Linked DNA regions of Homo sapiens: region 1 is linked to region 2. Evidence: read pairs that join two places in POLR2A ChIA-PET (ENCODE). Cell type or tissue: MCF 10A. All regions are shown on one strand.

Region 1 (5,000 bases), 360 kb before region 2:
ATGATATAGAATTTCAGATAAATCTGTACGAAACAAAACTCACTGCCTCTACTCCACCCATGTTTTAGAAACCATGTTGCTCCTCATTCATCTGGGAGTATTTCTCAGCATGCCCCAAGGACTGATAAATATAGTACAGTCCTTAGGTTTATCCTGGTGTCCCTAAGAGTCACAGTTCAGAAATGGTGGGACACTCTTAATTAGAAGGGGGACAGCCAGCAGCGACCCTGCTTTCAGTGCCCTGGCACCTACAGAAAAAAGCCTTTCTGTCTGATAAACCCTCTGGTGTGTGCAGCCCACCGCTGTACACATGGGCGGAACTCGCTCTCACAGAACAAGTGTGTTTGCCAAAACAGGGAGTGAAGTGTCTTGCAAGGCCACTTGTTCCAGAAGAAAGACAGGATAAGGGAAGTGGCAGAAACTGTGATAGGGAAGGAGTTTTTCCACGCTAACAAGCGTGAACCGATAAGCCTGACCTTATAGACAAATGTTGAGGGTCCTAAGAGCACCTCTCAGGCCAAAATTAACTGAGCAAATTTGACTTGGCTTCCCATTTTATAATGGAAAAAATTCCTAGGGAGAAAGAAAACTCAACATTGGCTGCTATCACGGCTGATGGATTTGACTTCTTATCTGCCAGATTTTCCTACTAAACAAGTCAATGGAATCACTTTCTAATATGTCCGAACTAGAAGGTTGCATGATAAAAATATGTTAATAATATTATCATTCTTACAGTCCCTGGGCCAAGAATGTTTACAGTCCTTATCTCATTTAATCCTCACAAGAACCCTCTGGGGCTATTTCAATTTACAGATGAAGACAGTGAGACTCAGAGAGATCCAGTCACTTACCCAGCGCAGTCACACAGCCAACAAGTGGTGGAGACCAGATTTGAACTAGGGCAGTCAGATTCGGGGGCCTGTGCATTTATCCACTGTTACACAGTGAGGTCCATCTGAATCTTATTCCTGTTTCCCTCCTCGGGACTCCACCGGGCCTCCAAACACTTCCCATAAATGGGGAATGCCTTAAGACACTCTCTGAATGTTACCTGTGATGTGGGTAAAGCAAACAGGAGCTGTTTTTATCATCTGCCACAAGTATTCTTATTAGCATGCATTGCTTGATGACGGGGATACGTTCTGAGAGTTCATCGTTGTGCGAACATTACAGAGTGTGCTTACACAAACCTAGATGGTAAAGTCTACTACACACCTAGGCTGTAAGGTATATCCTATAGTGCCTAGGCTACACTCATGTACAGCATTTTACTGTCCTGAATACGATAGGCAGTTATAACACAATGGTTAAGTATTTGTGTATATAAACATAGAAAAGTTACAGTAAAAATACTGTATTATAACTATAGTTTCCGTTGTTGACCAAAACGTTGTTAGGTGGCCGATGACCGTAATTGTTTTGTTTTGTTTTCTCTTGGGGTGCCTAGAATAAAACATAAGAATATTGGTAAGGGAGCAAAATAAATATGTATTGGTCCCCGAAAGGCTTGATACATGCTTGATTCTTCACCCTTACCTGGAGACTGGGTTGTGTAGAAGGAGGCCCTCAAAGAGGAATACGGAGAGTATGGCTTCTTCCTTCTGGCAAACTCAGAGTTCAGTGCTGCCCCTTTGGGGGCTGGAACAAGGTTCCCCATGTGTTTCTCAGTTGTACCTAGCAATTTCCCTAGGAAGTTTTTGAAGTTTCCAGGGTTGGCAGCCACACTCATATGGCCCGGCTGGAGGGTACAGTGGCAATCCAACGCCCAGACAGGGTCCTGGACGTTGGACTCCTAGACCAAAGCGGAGAGGAAGTGATGGGTCAAGGCGACAACAGGGAGCCTTAGGAGAATGTGTGCTCCAACCCCTCATCTCATAGGTGGAGAAACTGAGGCCCAGGTAGAGGAAGTGACTTGCTAAAGGTCACTCAGCTAATCTTGGTGGAGCCAGCACTAGGATTCCTGACAAGAGACCCCTTCCACCATAGGCTGCTGACATGCCCGGCTCAGGGCAACATCACCCACCCAGACAGGTACCTCCCACGGCAAAGCCTAAATACACAATGTTAGATTAGTCATACAGCAATCCAATTTGGGGTTGCATTTGGAAATTGTACTGGTACTGAAAACAACAATAGCCAGAGAGGCTTTGCCCATTTTTCTCAGGTGGCTAGATTTTCAGTGTAGAACACTAAAAAAGCTATTTAAATTAACTCTATTTTATTCGTACAGTTGGGGACTCATCTATAAAAACACATGTTGTCACATTACCTGAGCCAGTCAAGTTTTCTCCAGATTTATATTCCACAGCAGAGATGCAGGGAAGTTGCCCAACAAGTCCTTTATTACTTATTCTGAAAGCCAAGATGTGCCCTGGATAATTATACACATGTACAAATAACCCACACACAAATGACACCTGTTACTCTTTTTTTTTTTTTAATTTAGAAACCTTTTTTTTTTTTTTTTTTTTTTTGAGACGGAGTCTCGCTCTGTCGCCCAGGCTGGAGTGCAGTGGCGCGATCTCGGCTCACTGCAAGCTCCGCCTCCCGGGTTCACGCCATTCTCCTGTCTCAGATTCCTGAGTAGCTGGGACTACAGATGCCCGCCACCATGCCCGGCTAATTTTTTTTTTTTATTTTTAGTAGAGACGGGGTTTCACCGTGTTAGCCAGGTTGGTCTCGATCTCCTGACCTCGTGACCCACCCGCCTCAGCCTCCCAAAGTGCTGGGATTACAGGCGTGAGCCACTGCTCCCAGCAGAAAATGTTTTGTCTTACATGCTTTAAGTATATTCTTATCAAAACCTTGGAGTTACAGATTTAGTTCATTCGAATTATGGAAAAGTCTACCGTATGACCCAATGAGTAAAACCAATCTTCGTTGTCAAATAAAACAACCAGGTAGACTGATTTTCTAACAGAACAAGTCTGACATGATTTTTTTTCTGTTTAAATATATGCATTAATACATGAACCAAGGACAACCACATCACTTCTGTTCTAATTCTAGGGTAGTTGCGAAGCCAGTCCAGTGGCCTTAGGTGGATTTATGGAGTGTGGAGCTTTAAGCCTGTCTGTGAATTTGGCATATGGGGCAGAAGGCACTGCCACCTTCAGTACTGCTTACTGACACTCTATTTGCTTTGTCCTCACAAGACTTTCTCAGAAAAACTACATTCTTTGAAAATGAGGGTAGGGGGTGGAAAACGTGAAACCATGAATGAAGATTGTCAAAAGTTGCACCACCCTAGTCTACAATACATCTGAATTCAGATCATCCCAACAAGGGTTGAATGCTGCTTCACCCTTGATAGGAATATGTGTAAGACAGGGAGGAAACTCAGAGCTGTAGCTGGGATCTGTGGCCCTTGATGAAAGGAGTAGCTGCTTACAGCAGTCCTTCGTATTGCCTGTTTGCCTCTATGGAGGTTTTTACACTTCAGGCAGAGCTACTTAGTAAAGTGGGAGAAGGCATTTAAGGAAAGAGAGGGAAAAGAACTGCAAGATACCTGGATTGCTTTTAGCAAATAATACATATAGGAGGGACCTGGAAATCAGTTCCCTTAAACTTAGCTATGCTCTAGTTTGAAGACTTCAAGAAAAATCCTTCTAGATACTGACAAGAGGCCATATACCCAGGCATTTTTTGCAGCACTGGAGTAGCAGAAATTTAGAAGCAACATAAATGTTCATCATTTGGGAAGAGGGTCGATGCAGTAGCATACTATATAGCTGTTAAGTGAACCATGCACACATATATGCAGTTTGAAACTTACATTGAGTCAAAAGATAATTTTCAAATATGCTATACACAAAGTATTATGCATGTTGATATATATGTAGTAAAAGTATAAAAACAGGGACAAGCTTCAGGTTAGTAGTTACCTGGAGGTAGAGATGAATGAGGAGGAACTGTCACATGTTATCTTATCAAAAGACCAGCTCAGCCTTCCATGGGATTAAATCAATTATTGTCTTTGGGGAGAAACAAAGAGACTGACTTTTTTTTTTTTAGTTTTGTTTTTGTTTTTGTTTTTTGAGGTAGGGTCTCACTCTGTTGCCTACACTGGAGTGCGGTAGCACGAGCATAGCCCACTGCAGGCTCAAACTCCTGGGCTCAAATGATCTCCCCACTTCAACCTCCCAAGTAGCTAGGACTATAGGCATGCACCACCATGCCTGACTAATTTTGTAATTTTTTTTTTGGTTTTCTCGTTTGCTTGTTTTTTGAGAGAGGAGGTCTCACTGTGTTGCCCAGGCTGGTCTGGAGCTCCTGGACACAAGCAATCCTTCCTCTTCAGCCTCCCAAAGTGCTGGGATTATGTGAGCCACCACACCTAGCCAAGACTGATTTTTAAATCTGTGTCTTGTGCAACACTCTAATGGCAGAAAGGGCTTTAGAGTTTCAACTTAAGCTTTTGTGGGAGAACAAACTAACTGAGCTGCCTCTCACCTAGGATACTCCTACAGCCCAAACTACGAGTTCAAGAGAATTCTATCTTGGAAAGGACTGAGTCTTATTAGACTGCTTATCCCTAATACTCTGCAGAGTCATCCCTCATTTATTTTTTAATGAAATTTGACAAAATATGTACACTAAGTCTCCTGTAGAATGGCCATAATTTGTGCTTAGGAATGCATAATTTTATCAGGATCTCTGTAATTAGATATTGTGCAATAGAATAAAAAGCAAATACTGTGTGTCCCATGGCAACCTCGGCCTTTAGTATCTCACTATCTTTGAGATAACAAAGGTTTCCACAGACACACGTACCACATGGGATTTTTAAGTAGACATCCAGGAAGAGAACGAAAGTTCCCCTGTTGGTTTTCCCCTATTTTTAAGTGTGAGTGTATGAATGTGTGTTTTGTTCTCTTCCTTTTATATTGCCTCCTGGATTTGGGTTGTTTTCCTTTATCTGTCCGGACTGTAAATGTGGATATGAAGGTTCATAGTCCTGTAGAATAACGTCAGTGCTTGAGCTAGTGTTTGGTGTG
Region 2 (5,000 bases):
CAGCCTCCTCTTGCCATCCTGACTTGTTTAAATTTATGGGTTGTTGGCAAGCAATTTTTTGATGCTATTCTTCTCATAGCCAGAGGCCAAGATCCCTTGTGGAGCAGTGCCTGAATTTAATAGATGTCATCTGGACACCAGGGAGGGGCATTGAGAAGCACTGGGGGAAAAGTCTTAGAAGTGAGATTTTACCCCTAACGCCGTCTCCCAGCCTCTTATTTATCCTTTTCAGGGCAATGCAGCCTGTGATTTTTTTGGTGGTACCATAGTGTCATATACCATACTCTACAATTCTAGGACAAAGGACACAGTGTCCTAATGGTCTTGCAGATGGCCTAAAATACATATGGTAAGCCACTTATTTAATTTGATCTCAAATATCTCAGCATTACTGAGCTCTACACCTGGATGTTTACAAAGCCTGAAGATCTGTACCCACTGCTGTAACATCAGGTGACACTCAAGGAACACAATTCTACTCTTCTGGCTGTCTGGGGTCTTGGGTCCCAGGCTAGGGTCTAAGGCAGACAAGACAGTACCATCCCATTAGCTTGGTACATGAGGCTTAAACAGTTCCTCGAAGTCATGGGGTGAAGGAGGGCACAGTTAACTCAGCCCCCGCTTATTCAAATATCAGATTGCTGGCTGATAGTCTCCCTCCCTGCAATGTTGGCAGGAAGCAGAAAAGAAGGGAAGATTGTGACAATAACTGTTGCAAAGGCCATTAACTTGACTTTGTGGGACAGACATGTAGGTCTCTCTTTACTGCTTCTGGACACAAATTATGGGAAAGCCTGCACAATAGGTCTCATTAACTTCCAGAGTGACATGACAGGGACTCCAGCTTTTGGGACAGCTTGAGTCCATTTAGTAAAATGTTATTGAGGACTTCTGTGCCAGGCAGGGTTCTGGTGTTGGGGACAAGGGTGTGAGTGAGAGGACTGAGTTGTTGCCTTTAGGAAGTGTACCGTCTAGCCAGGAGTAACGGCTTGAGTCGAAGTCGGCTCCCATTGGGCCTCTTAGGGAGTCCCAGTTTGCTCTGAGGCCTGCTCCTCTCTGGGAAGAAATCACCTTGAGAGCTTCTGGGATTTGGAACTCCCTGCATGGTTGGATCCCTTCCATCTTCATGTGAATTGTCTTGGTAATGAGGCTGCCCAGGAAAGCCATAACACAGGGACATTTGGTGGGCAGGTCCACTTTCGAAGTTCTGGGAGTTACCGTGGCTATTGTTCTGACTGCAGTCTAGATGCTCCCAGGCCCATTTCTCTCCTTTTTCACTCTTTAGTTCTGCCTGGTGACCAGGGAGGTGCCCCGCACCTCACCTGTCTAGTGGGGTTTCCCACCACACTTCCAATTCTTGCTCATTCAACATCAAGTCTTTGCTCTGCCTTTCTTCGAATCACGAAGATCCTGTCTGCCAGAAGCATCCCGTCCAGGTTCCAGGCAGACGACAGTCTCTGAGCATTCCAGGGTCTTACAGTTTAGAAAGAGGAGAGAGCAAGAGAATCTTAAAAGCACCATAAGCTGGAGCTGTTTAGAATAGAGCAAACGGCCCTTGGGGCTCTGGCAATTGATGTTTGTAATTAGTATCCTGATTTATTAAGAAGAGTTTGTTGTCTCCAGGATTAAAACAAAACAAAACAAAAAAATAGATTCTTTAGGGAGATTAATTGGGACTGTCCTGTGGGTAAGGAGATAGTAAGAAGATAGCAGTAAGTGGAATGTTACCTAACAGGTAAGGTGCAAATGGGCTCTGAGGTACTCCCTTGAACCTGGGCTTCTGACACAAGAAAAGTAAAATAACTCAGGTCAGGGAAATGGACCTGAGTGCACTGAGAATATTAATGCAAACAGACCCCAACCAGAGTAATGTGTTCACTGTGGTTGGGGTGGGTGGGTTTGTAGAATCTGTTACAGAATCTTGGAATTGTGAGAGCAGACTGATAACTCTAACCTGACCACTCTTCAAATCCTCTCTTGAACAGTGAGGAAGCAGAGGCTCAGAGAAAGAAGACTGCTGTAAGATCAAGCAATCGTGTGTAGCCAGACAGTGGGAGAATCAAGACTAGAATCCAGATCTCTTGGTTTTCCTCTTTCCCCTCGGCCACCTCCGATTCAAGGGAGAGTTTAATTTTGTGAACCATTCCTGTTAAGTGCCATTAATTTCAAGGTCTTTCTGGATTAGTGTGTGAAATTCAGTGTGTTCAGTATGAATTCACTTATTTTCCACTTGAAATCCTGATTTTTCTCGGATGCCCCGGGTGTTGATATGATGATCAGGAGGCTCGTGATGGTGATGAGGATGGATTAATATAATCATCTCTGCTAAAGGTTAACGAGAAAGCAGTGAGCTGGAATTGATACATAAAAAACACTGAAAACTTTTCAAGCAGTGAATGTGCTTTAGCGATACATAGACAATCAGATCTTACCATTTATGTGTGTATTTTGAATGATGAATGAATAACTAGTCTTTCCCAGAGGACTGGTATTTGGGAATCTTTTTATAAAGTGTTGCTTTCTGGGCTTTCATTAAAAGCTCAAACATAGAAATGTATGAAAATGATCCTTTGAAAACAAGTTTGGCACCAACACTATGTGAGAAAACTTGAAAAGTATATAGGTTGTGGATCACCAGTTCTCGAACTCAGGACCACCCTGACTGAGTTGACCATGATCAGAATGGATGCAAGAGTTCACTGGTTTTATAATTTTTGCGAAGAGCTGTCTTCTGCCCTTAGCACTCCCATGTCCTGTAACCAGGAAACAAGCCGGTGCCCTGGGTTGAGTTCAGCAAGTTTGTTTTGACTTGCAGCCCATCATGGGAGTGAAACTCTCATTATGTAATGTTAAACTGGGCCTGGAATGTCAGCAGAGCTTGGCCTGCCAAAGCTTGAAGGGTTGGTTGGGAATGGACTATGTTTAGTATGACTAATCCAGCTCGGCTGGGTACTGGGTGGGTGGGTGGCTCTCTGAGGAGGGAGGTATGACTTGGGCTATTTCAAATCTTAGCACTTTGTATAAACTCTGTAGTCCCTCCCCTCACCCCCTTCCCCTCCCACAAAAGAAGTTAAGCCTTACTGACCAACCAGTACAGTCAGGGGCTGTTGACTGATACCCAAGCCTTGATGTACACATTTGTGGTCAAGACATCAAGTTGCGGCCGGGCGTGGTGGCTCATGCCTATAATCTCAGCACTCTGGGAGGCCGAGGCGGGTGGATCACGAGGTCAGGAAATCGAGACCATCCTGGCTAACACAGTGAAACCCTGTCTCCACTAAAAATACAAAAAATTAGCCGGGCGTGGTGGCGAGTACCTGTAGTCCCAGCTACTTGGGAGGCTGAGGCAGGAGAATGGCGTGAACCCGGGAGGCGGAGCTTACAGCGAGCTTGCAGTGAGCCGAGATCGCACCAGTGCACTCCAGCCTGGGCGACCGAGCGAGACTCCGTCTAAAAAAAAAAAAAAAAAAAAAAAACAACAAAAAAATCAAGGTACATCACTTGCAATTAGGGAAATAATGCTTTTGGGTCCTGTGAAATAATGGTGTTTCTTAAAGCAGCCTATATTGGTCAAGCGTTGCTGGCAGGGGCACTTAGTAATTAAAGCAATTACACAAAGTAAACATTAGGTTCCTTAATAAAAATAGCAGTGAACCCTAGTAAAAACTGAATGTAAGGAAAGAGGTGGGCTATTTTCCTAATAAAGATTCCAAAGTATAATTTAGGGTCTGTCGGCTGACCTTCTTGGTCTTCCTTTGAGAGCCTCCAGCCCCCTTTGCCCCCATACTTCCCCACCAAGCTTCCTCTTGGCTCTTCTTAGGGGACAAAAGAATCCCGTTTTTATGCAAATGTTTTTAGCTGGAGGTAGAATAATCAGGAACCATGTTTGCACAGTGATCCTTAAACACAATGTGGACCCCCCCACCCCACCAGGCAAAGGTTGCATTTTGGTGAGGATGACAGAGCCCCCAGCCTCTGCTCCGCCTGAGGTGAAGTGGGGAATCGCTTTTGTCCCTTCCCTGATGAATGGGTGTAAAGTGTTCACTGAACCTGGAAACACCTCCTTTTGTGTCCGGTGCTCTCCTAACACAGGCCGTTAAACTTGGGGCAATCGCTCATGGTGGGGGATTGAATGGGGCCATTGTGGGGGGGAGGGGTGCACACTGAAGCCATTGTGGGCATAGAGATGCCATTGTTTTCTCAGTATTAAGAAAAGGAGTAGGACTCTAGGGACCTCCAGGCATCAGTGTGGCCGACCACTGCACTGACTGCTTTTCTAGGTTTGCATTATCCCTGAGGAACCCCCTAGCCTGAGAGGTTGGGCAAGGTCAGCCTAGGCTGGCAGCACCGCGGGGCGCCCCCTGCAGTATGGACGTGGTATTCCCTTTCCGGCCTCTGCAGGGCCAGGGCGCTCCATTTCTTCCCAGGACTGCCTGCCCTGGTCGTGGCCGTCATTTCTGCAGGGAGGTTGCTGTTTTCCTCCAGGCATCGGAGTTAAAAAGCATTTGTTCAAAAATCACTTCTTCCACTTTAGGAATAACATATTCTCCCATTCCCTGCCGGTGACTTTTTCATTTAATTTTCGTTTTGCCATATGGTCTTTCAGAGGCACTCTGATCTTAATTATAGTATTCAGCCTTTGTTTATTTAAAAATCAGAAGGCAGATAGGCTATTGAGGGTTTATCTGTACTAATTGTACCACCATACCTGCCAACTGTCCCCTTAACCACTACAATCCCTGCCGACAGTGTGTATACACAAACACACGCGCGTGCACACATGGGCCACATAACGTAATGTGTTGATCAGAAAGGAGCGTATTTCCAGCTTTAGAATTGCCGCACTGGCATTTTCCATCATGAACCCCTGCCATGTAGTGTTGACTTGAAGGGGATTTAGCCATGGGATTGGGAAGAGCAGGGAGTTAGGGTCAGAAGACCTGAGCTCAAATCCTGATTCTGCCACTTACGGTGTTATCTTGGGGAAACAATTTTATTCC

Evidence for each region. Peaks named below come from ENCODE experiments on the same cell type or tissue, not always from the same donor. Only the 100,000 strongest peaks of a DNase experiment are listed, where the experiment ranks them.
Region 1: POLR2A ChIA-PET joins it to region 2 with 7 read pairs; 2 of 35 experiments call an interaction of 5 or more read pairs at or near these places.

The regions. Positions count from the first base shown.
Region 1 is chr10:112,746,167-112,751,166 of GRCh38, forward strand. All of the region lies in intron 7 of VTI1A (vesicle transport through interaction with t-SNAREs 1A), which reads left to right. Among named protein-coding and RNA genes, the nearest start is that of MIR4295, 110 kb to the left of the region's middle. In MCF 10A, no CTCF peak of the experiment used is centred here; no DNase peak of the experiment used is centred here.
Region 2 is chr10:113,104,301-113,109,300 of GRCh38, forward strand. The region is part of intron 5 of TCF7L2 (transcription factor 7 like 2); the gene reads left to right. Among named protein-coding and RNA genes, the nearest start is that of SNORA87, 61 kb to the left of the region's middle. In MCF 10A, a CTCF peak has its summit at 4,337 (motif pointing left); a DNase peak (open chromatin) is centred at 2,861.